2 separate regions of the Homo sapiens genome follow, and region 2 is linked to region 1. Evidence: chromatin loops called from intact Hi-C (ENCODE). Cell type or tissue: GM12878. All regions are shown on one strand.

Region 1 (5,000 bases):
TTATGGCAAGCGTTGGCAAACTTCTTCTGTAAAGGGCTGGGCAGTAAATATTTCAGGCTTTGTGGGCCATATAACCTTTGTCAAGACTACTCAACTCTGATAGTGTAGTGCAAAAGCAGCCATAGATGATGTGTAAACAAATGGATGCACCTGTGGTACCAATAAAACTTTATTTAAAAGAATGGGATTCAGCCAGATTTGGCCCATGGACAGTAGTTTGCCAGCCCCTGTTTTGTGGCATTAGGTACTAAATGTCTGACATTTCCACTATGGTGAAATCAGATGTTGTCTATGTAGGTGAATCTCCTCACGTTCTTGAATCAGGACTCTCTCTCTCTTAGTTGTACAGTGTCAAAATTAGTCTCTGCGATTAGTCTTTTTGAGGTCTCTGTTTTCTTTAGGTGGGATAATTTTCCCATTTAGATTAGAGTCAAATGTTATTGGTTTAGGAGGCTTTCTGTCTTAAGGTAACTTTGCACATCTGTGTTTCAGTTCCCTTAGAGCTTAACTCTCAGAGGAAATCTTATGTCCCAATTCCATACTGGTCCTTGGTTCCCCTTATTTCACCGTTCTCCAGAGGTTTCTTATTATTGCCCAACATTAATCCTGCTGTAATAACTTACGGTATGGATCTAGCGAAAAGAGAATGCTGAGGCATGGGTGTCAGTTGGTGTTCAATCTGATTATTTCTCCCAGGTGTGTAGTTCCAGGAAAACTGCCTCAAACTTTTTAGCCCCTAGAGCCCTCTCAGTCAGTCTGGAACACAGAAATACCTTCAGCTGACCACACATTTTAAATAAATCACATGTAAAGATTTTTTTTTCACAATAACTGCTTAAATGTTTGTTCTGATTGGTAGCCTCTGGTTGCTGTCAATGTGTTACCTTAGTTAATTATGTAAGAGGGGCCATTTCTCATCTCAGATGGTACCATGGTTTATTTTAGCAACTTGCAGTCGAAGTCTGGCTGGGTCTACAGCAGCCTCAGCCTCACCTAGGAGCAGGTCAGAAATGCAGACTCTCAGGGCCCCAGACCTACTGAATCAGATCTGGATCTATCTTAACAAGATTTCCAGATGATTCACAATTATTAACGTTTGGAGGTCCTGCTCTGACTTATAGTGCATCTTAATGTTAATTCTTAATGTTAGTTAAAAAAAAAAAAAGACATCTCTGAGTGGCAGAATCAGGAAATGGCTATAAGGTTTAAGGATAATAGGTTTAATTTCTCCCATATTCTTGTGCTCTTGCATAGGGCATGAGAATATATAATGCCCCTGATTGGCATCGTCATCCCCATGCCAATTTGGACCCCAAATTGATGAGATAGGGGTTTGAGAGAACTAAAAGTGAAATTCCAGTTCATCAACAACCTTGTTTTTCAAAGATTTCTTAAAAAACTTTTTTCATTGGTAGCTTGTGAAATTCTTTCTCCATCATCTCTTTTACATAAAATATTGACAAACTGATAATAAGTCTTATTCCTTTCAGTTCCTTGAAAATCTGGGCTTTTACCTTCTAATTCTGAGTGTGGTAAAACTCACATGCACAGACTTTTAAATACTCACACAGCAATCCCACCAGAGTGTACCTTGACTAGCCTTCACATGTGACACAACATGGATCACATAAGATATAGATGAATGTCCTTTGTGAAGCAATGTCTGACTGTAGGATGTAGAATGGTTTGGCTGAGTTTGGAGACAGGAACTAGAGATCTGATTCTTGGTTTTGCCATATTAAGGCTGTGTGTCTTATGACAAACCAGTTTTCCCCTCAAATTAGTAATTTATAACAAATTAATCTACTGTGCTTTTGAGGTGGGCAAGAATTTTTTAATTTAATTAAATTATTTTTTTTAAAAAAAGCTTCCTAAGTGACTGTACTGCTCAGCCAGTCTTGAAAACAATAAACAAAGTCTTTGAGCTTCAATTTCTTCATTTATGCATTAGGAACATTAATGATTTCTTCAGCACATGAAATTATACGTGAAATTCTCAAGTGCAGAGCAGTCTGGAGATGTAGTATAGTGGCAGTTTTAATTGTGTGACCCATGTGTCACACAGATAAGATTTCGGTAGTGGGCATAGAAATAAAGGAAGTGTAAATGAGAGTAGAGACCTAGGTAACAGAACTGAAAACAAATGGAAGCCACCTCTGTTTTCCACAGCTGAGAATTCTTATAACGTGCCATCTGTGAGAGGTTAGTCCTGTGAATAGCCCTACACATAAAGCCAGATTTCTACTGAAGAATGGAGCTTACATCCTATGAGGTCTATATAATCCTGTATTCCTCCCTTATATTTTATGTTGCCTGTCTTGGCTCAAGTAATTGCAGGCCATTTGAGGTCAGGGTTTGAGTCTTTCCTTTCTCATAGGCACTCCTATTATTGTTCTGATTACAGAGAAAATTCTCAGCAAATGTTGATTGATGATTGGTTACGATTCTTGGACTTCTTCCTATTATGAGTAATTGATGCCCTCGAATGACTCAGCATTAGATTGGGGCTAATTAAGGATATCTTTCTGTGACGATCTCTGCCCTGTCACAAGTTATTATAGTTTTCTTATATCGCCTGAAAAAACTCACCACATTCTCTCTGAACACCAAGATTGTACCCATTCCTACATAAGGCATACGGAGCTACTTTTAGGGGAGGATAGGGTTCAAATCTATGCTGCTTTTTCTTGTTTTCAAATAAACTCATCATTTCACTGAACAAAGCCAAGTCACTTTCAAGCTGTGCCTTCTTATTGTCAAAAGCAGCCATCCCAGTTAACTTAGTGAAAAACAATAAACTGGTTGATCTGGCAAGACAAAGACAAGGCTTCATCTGATGGGTACGTTTTCCAACTTGTTAATTCACTGCTGTTTAGACATCGTCTTTGACAGAGTCTGTGACTGTTCAGAAGAATGACTCCCAAAAGTTAATAATGTGGGGAGCAGGGGAAAGAGATCAGTCTAGTAATCTACTCACCTACTTCATCTATGCTGTGCATGGCTGATAGCGGGAGGGATAAGTAGTTGGCTACATTTTTCTTTCTTTCTTTCCTTTACTCAAAATATTATCCCAGGAGATGTAGACATAAAGAAATGTATAGGCCGGGCACGGTGGCTCACGCCTGTAATCCCAGCACTTTGGGAGGCCGAGACGGGCGGATCACGAGGTCAGGAGATCAAGACCATTCTGGCTAACACGGTGAAACCCCGTCTCTACTAAAAATACAAAAATTAGCCGGGCATGGTGGCGCGCGCCTGTAGTCCCAGCTACACGGGAGGCTGAGGCAGGAGAATGGCGTGAACCCGGGAGGCGGAGCTTGCAGTGAGTCGAGATCGCGCCACTGCACTCCAGCCTGGGCGACAGAGTGAAACTCCGTCTCAAAAAAAAAAAAAAAAAAAAAAGAAATGTATAATCTTCAGGAGTGTGTCTGTACTTGTCTTCTTATCAAAAAAGTCCTTGAATTCTGCCCAGGCTGGGGTTCCTGAGTGTGGAGCTGGCCCTCAGCTGAGGGTAGAAGAAAGGAGAATTGAGTTAAGAAACCAAAGTAATGGCTGGAGAACCAAAGGATGTTCCCAGGCATCAAATCCAAAGGGCCCAGCAATGAAGCTTGATCCGATCCAAACAAAAGAATAAATACTTGGGTCAGACAAGACTGAAGTAGGAGATTTGAGTGATTGAGGGAAGAGAAAGAGGACAGTGTAAGGGGGTGCTAGAGAGGGAGATTTAAGAGCTTGCTGTGGCCTTGCCTATGGCTAATAGGTCGGGGTGATATCGAGGGTATTGGGCTGCTTCTAAGAAAAGAGGCGTCCACAGACAGCCAGACAGAACCCATTCAAAGTTGTACCTTCAAAATCAACTTCAGGCCTCACGGAACCTAGCATGCTGGTTCCTTGTATAACCCCCTCAGTTATGTCTGTAATATCTAGAGGAGCAAACAGGTACAGGTGCTTAAATGAAAGAAGAGAATCATATTTCCAACAAGTTGATAGCATACTTAGAATCTGAAGAATGGTGCAATACGTGCGTGTGTGTTAACTTTTCCTGTAAAGTTGCCATAAACTTTTTTTTTTTTTTTTTTTTTTGTGGTGGAGTCTCACTCTGTCACCAGGCTGGAGTGCAGTGGTGCAATCTCGGCTCACTGCAACCTCTGCCTACTGGGTTCAAGTGATTCTCCTGCCTCAGCCTCCTGAGTAGCTGGGGCTACAGGCACGCACCACCACGCCCAGCTAGTTTTTGTATTTTTAGTAGAGACAAGGTTTCACCATGTTGGCCAGGATGGTCTTGATCTCTTGACCTCATGATCTGCCCACCTTGGCCTCCCAAGCCATAAACTTTTTAAAGAATCTGCCACTGCTGCATATCAGACAGTCCCTTCTGTTGCTGTTTCCCACCTTTTGTCTGCCCCTTTCGTATTTTCCACCTCTTTTTACATTTCTGTGCACTCTCCTTCCAACTCTGATGCCCAGGCTTCATCTTAGAGATGGCCATATGCTTCCATCTGTGGCTGTCTGTCAGAGTAGTCTTTAGTCATTCAGAGTCTTCAGAGAGGAGCAGCTACAAGAGAAATAAAACTTGCTCTTGATATGTTCTCATTGCTTAACCTTGATGAGTTGATCTACTCTATTAGTATCTTTCTCTTCACTATCTCTCATCAAGGATCCCCTCTCCACCAGGAATAAGGGAAGGTAAGACATGGGGAGGAAACATGCAATCATTTTTTGCATCTTTATTTTGCTGACAAATGGCTATTTATGAAGGAAGGAGAATTATTGTCTGATTTAGACCATGAAAGGTCAAAAGAATAGTGTTTCCCTCAAATATGGAGCACGTTACAAATTAAATTGGTGTCCCACTACTTTGGCCACTTAGCTCTTTTACTGGATTGCTTAAAACCTATTGAAATAAAAATTGTATCTTTTAAAAAAGTCTTATGAATTTTCTCTGGGGTTCAAATTTATGGAAACTTGCCCTTTAAGAGGAACTCAGAGATAGGCTGAAA
Region 2 (5,000 bases), 160 kb before region 1:
TATCTTCCCGGAGACATGAAACTTAGAAGTGGAGCAGCCACCACTGTCCATGGGATGACAAGTGTGAGGACAAAAGCCAGTGTAACAAAGAAGGGCAGAATGGACAGGTGAGAGCAGCCTGGGTCCCTCTTTTATGGCAACTCTGAGCAGTTGCTATGCTGACGGGGGACTGCCTATGTTTGCACTTGCTATGAGGGGAAAAGCAACTGTTGATCAGGCTTCCTATTGTTCTCAGATAAATTTTATTCCTAACTGATCCATCACTGAGAAGTTACTATATTGGCATATAGACCATAAATATATTTATAATGTTGACTTTAGACATTATCCTTTCTAAAGAAGCCCTGTGGGCTTTAGACAAAGCTAAGACTTTAGAAGTTTAAGCTTCTTTGTTGTTATTTCTAAAAAGCATGTATTAAGTGCCTAAATTGTCAATACCAGGCAATCTGCCAAGTGTTCATGCCCTAACAACATTTCCTGAGCCAAAGGCACAGTTTGACATAACACCTGATTATGGGGTGAATATTTTCAACAGAATTGTGCTAGAAAATCCAGGCTGTCTGTTGTTCTACTTGACGCAGGCTGTGATTTCTTCAGGGTAGGCACCAGGTCAGAGCAAATACATCACTAGAAACAATAAATGAAATAGCAACAGACAACAAGGTGTTTGCATTATGACAGGCCAAATTTGATCTAAAGGGTAAACAACAAACAAAGGTATCTAATTGGAAAAAGAACTGAGAAAGGGTAAGAGTTTCACATTTTGAAAAGCAGGTTGGTAATTTGTTATTTGATGGTGAGGATATTCAGGAATGTTGCCATTCTGTGGTTCACAGCAGGAGAATTTCATGGAAGAGGATTTCCATGAGCTCACAGGCTGTTTAAAGAACTGGAGAGAACTGAATTGGCAAATGGGGGAAAATATTAGGTTGGTGCAAAAGTAATTGCAGTTTTTGCCTTTACTTGCAATATGTTATAGGCACGTGATTCTGCCTTGGAAGGTCATAAAGACAAAAGGTTGGCCTTCCCTGGAGCAAAACATAGAAATATGTCCCCTGGGGCCGTGTCATATGCCAGTCCTGTAAGCAGCATGGGGGACAGTGATGGTCTACTTAGGTAAGGCAAAAGTGATTGACTGAGAAGTAGAAGGAAGTAAATCTCATTAAATGTTGAATTTCACTGGGGTCTGTTTCTGACACACTTCTTACTTTTATGCATTTAACTATGTGCTGGATAACTTTCAGATTTTTATTTCTAAACTGTCTTAGTCTGTTTATGTTGCTGTAGAGGAATATCTGAGACTGGGTCATTTATAAAGGAAAGAGCTTTACTTGGCTTATGGTTCTTCAGGCTGTACAAGAAGCATAGTACCTGCATCTACTTCTGGTAAGGGCTTCAGGCTGCTTCCAACCAAGGCAGAAGGTGAAGGGGAGCTTCTGTGTGCAGAGATAACATGGTGAAAAAGGAAGCGAGAGAGAGAGTGGGGAGGTGCCAGACTCTTTTTAACAACCAGCTCTGGCAGGAACTAATAGAGCTAGCACTAGAACTCACTCATTACTGTGAGGACAGGCTGCAAGACATTATTGAGGGATCTGCCCATGACCCAAACACCTCCCATTAATGGCCTCTCCTCCAACATTGGGGATCAAATTTCAACATGAAGTTTGGAGAAGTCAAATATCCAAACCATAGCACAAACCTAATCTTCCAAATTTTCCAGCGTTCTCTCCCTGGATTTTTGCAGTTACTTCTAATTCACCGTATCTGCAAATAAACTCATTAAAGTGTCTTTTCTTCCTGTACATTATGTTTCTCATTCTGTATTTTTGACAACTATTTATTGAGTGCCTACACTGTGCCACTCAGTGTGCTAGGGCTGGGGATACAAGGGTGAGCAAGACCAGACCACACCCTCTTTCCTTTACTCCAACCTCCATCCTTTTCCATACTGCTTCCAGGCAGCTTTATCCAAAACTCATGTCTCAATTTTTTTTTTTTGAAATGGAGTCTCACTCTTCAACTCTTCGTCACCTAGGCTGGAGTGCAGTGGTGCGATCTCGGCTTACTGCAACTTCTGCCTACCGAGTTCAAGCGATCGTCCCACCTCAGCCTCCCCAGTAGCTGGGATTATAAGCGTGTGCCACCATGTCCAGCTAATTTCTGTATTCTTAGTAGAGACAGGGTTGGCCAGGCTGGCCTTGAACTCCTGACCTCAAGTCATCCACCTACCTCGGCCTCCCAAAATGCTGGGATTACAGGCATGAGCCACCGCTTCTGGCCATGTCTCAAATTTTTATATCCAAACTATCTTAGTGCATTTGCATTGCCATAAGGGAATATCTGAGACTGGGTAATTTAATAAAGAAAAGAACCATTTCACTTTCCTGGCTAAAGCTTTTCTAGTGATTTAGTGTTTTATGTTGTAAAGTTACTCTAGATTTTTAGCTTAGTTGTCGTTTTCTTCTTCCTCTTGAACTTTACATTTGAGCAACATCAACCTATTCATAGTTTCTTGAGCACGCTATGGCATTTCATGATTCTGAGCCTTTGATCATTCTGTACGGTCCCTGTAGATCCACTTTCTTCTTTCATCTTTGTTTAACTCCCACTTTACTTCTGTCTCACATGCCTTTTCTGTGCTCATAGTGGTTCTTATTTACCCCATTATAGCACTCAGCACATGTGGAGGAAAAGTTAAATATTAAATTTGAACTCAATTGAACGTGGACACAAACAGTAGTCACCAAGTCCTGGAACAGGTTGTGTGAGCCCCTTGAGGCATTCATTCAGCACTGTTTCAGAGAAATCTCTATTTCAATCTATTCCTATATGTTAGTTATCGAAAAACAACAAACAATCGCAAAAACAAGTTGACCTTTTTGTGCTCCTTGAGCCAAGTCGTGAAGGGCCCTCATGACTGGGCCTCATGCCAAACAACTCATTACAAAAAGAGCTAGGGTCCCAGACCATGCTGAATCTTCATGAGACCTCTCCTCGTCTGTGCATGGATGGGTGGCTGACTCTGGAGCCCAGGCTGTTGCTTCCCAGTCTGGTGATGATTCCTCCATAGTCTGGTGAATGTGTATCTATATGTTTTCCCTTCTCCCTTTCCCATTGCAATTAGCTTATTATATCAATTTGCTTATTATATCATTTGCTTATTGTATCTGCATTGCCATTTATGTGGGATAAAGGTTGTTTACCCTCAAAGGTATTGTGTGTGTGCCTTTTCTTTTCTCTTCACGCGTCTCCTGCACAGAATAGCACATTACACTATATTTGTATATTTCACATTTGACTCCTTTTCTGAATGAGTGCACATTAAGGAGGGAGACCTTTATGTCCAGCACTATGCTTGGCAAATGGAATTTGTAATGAAGCCCATTATTGAATGGAATTGGAAGTGAAGAGATAGTTTACTTGGAAAGGAAAGTATTTTGATGCCTATGACAAGAAAGCAATGGATGATTTAAAGTTTGATTGTCCAGTTGGCACCAAAAGTTAACAGCACAAATGTTACAACTTCCTTAAACAGACATACATTCACATCAGCGCACATCCACCTGATCCACTAAATTGTGAACATGTGCAGAGTATTATATTTAAGGTAACACTGATCAGTTATACCTTCCAATTTCAAAAGGAAATCACTCATTTTGCCCTAACGTGTGGTCAGGATTATTGTGGTAATGGCTGTTTGATCCTGAGTCAGTCCATGATAGCACACCTGAGAGTATGATTTATGGGCTGAGTTTTTACAGTTCAAACTGAGAGTGAGAAATAGTCTCTTGATAGCAATACACTGAAAGCATAGATGCTACAACAGCTTCTAAGATGGAGTGTTTATGGACCCAGGTGTTTGGACAGTGGGATAAGTGCAGCTGTATTTGAGACATACCTATATGAAACATTTTTTGTTGTTTATCTGAAATTCAAATTTAATTGGACATCTGGTGTTTTATCTGGCAAGTCTACATAAAATTGACTTGAAAAAACATATCCCAAATTAGGGGCTGCTTGATGTGCTAGGAATAAATACTGTTTTTTATACAGAAAAACTTTTTTAGTTACAGCTATGCATCTCTCTTAGCTGCTATCTCTTTATGAAGTGAGAGTTTCAGATTCGATCATTTTTAGATTTTGCTCAGCTTCACAAGCTTTGAGCAAATAAAATTTTACTAGAAAGACCAATATATAAAACAGATAAGAGCTGAGTTACTTATTAAAGTTGAGTATAGGTCCTTCCCCACCCCAACGTCGAATAATGGAGCACGACCTAAAAACTCCTAGATTTCATGATTTCTAAAATTCCTTCTACTTGTAACAGTCTGTGAGTCCAAATGAACTCATTTCATAGGGAGAAATAATCTAGTTTGTGGTTAGTCATAGCCTGTTCTTTCCTATTTATAGTTGAAAAGGCTAGAGAGAGAAGGAAAGAAAAGTATTATTACCAATGAAGGTGGCATTTAGGAAGGATAAAATGGACTTATTAACTATCTTCATTTATTCAACAGACATTTGTTGAGCAGTCTCTAAAGACAAGGTAATATACTATGTACTTTGAAGGGAGAATATTAATAGCAATTTTTAGAATGACCTCTTAATTTAGTTGGTGAGCTAAAATTTGTGCACAGGTAATTGTATCTGCTATTTTGTGAGGTTTACTATGTACTGGGTATTTTACTGCTTACAATGTTATAAAATATTTGCCTGAACATTGGTCCCACTCACAGTTCCTGTTCCTTTGCATTTGTTCTCATTGAAGCCTTACTTCCTTTCAGATTTTTTTTCCTAAAACTTACAAGGAAAGAATTCCTCTACATCTCATTTTTATCTCTGAATCTGTCTTGGTGATATAGGACATTTCTCTTTATTAGAAGCCCTGTCTTTGTTCAACTTTAGGATGATGAAGTCATAACAAGTTTTTCTCAAATATGCATTACTGAGACTCAATCTCCTCCAACAGTGTGATGTGTCCTCAGGTTGGCAGTCCAAGAGGT

The links. Hi-C counts contacts between places; a loop is a spot of excess contacts. Peaks named below come from ENCODE experiments on the same cell type or tissue, not always from the same donor. Only the 100,000 strongest peaks of a DNase experiment are listed, where the experiment ranks them.
Region 2: a loop joins it to region 1, with 3 times the contacts of the local background. A loop is called at or near these places in 13 of 110 quality-filtered maps.

Annotation. Positions count from the first base shown.
Region 1 is chr10:89,957,491-89,962,490 of GRCh38, forward strand. No RefSeq gene overlaps it. Among named protein-coding and RNA genes, the nearest start is that of LINC01375, 2.6 kb to the left of the region's middle. In GM12878, no CTCF peak of the experiment used is centred here; DNase peaks (open chromatin) are centred at 2,291 and 2,401; H3K27ac peaks cover 269 bases.
Region 2 is chr10:89,794,566-89,799,565 of GRCh38, forward strand. No RefSeq gene overlaps it. Among named protein-coding and RNA genes, the nearest start is that of LINC00865, 32 kb to the right of the region's middle. In GM12878, no CTCF peak of the experiment used is centred here; no DNase peak of the experiment used is centred here.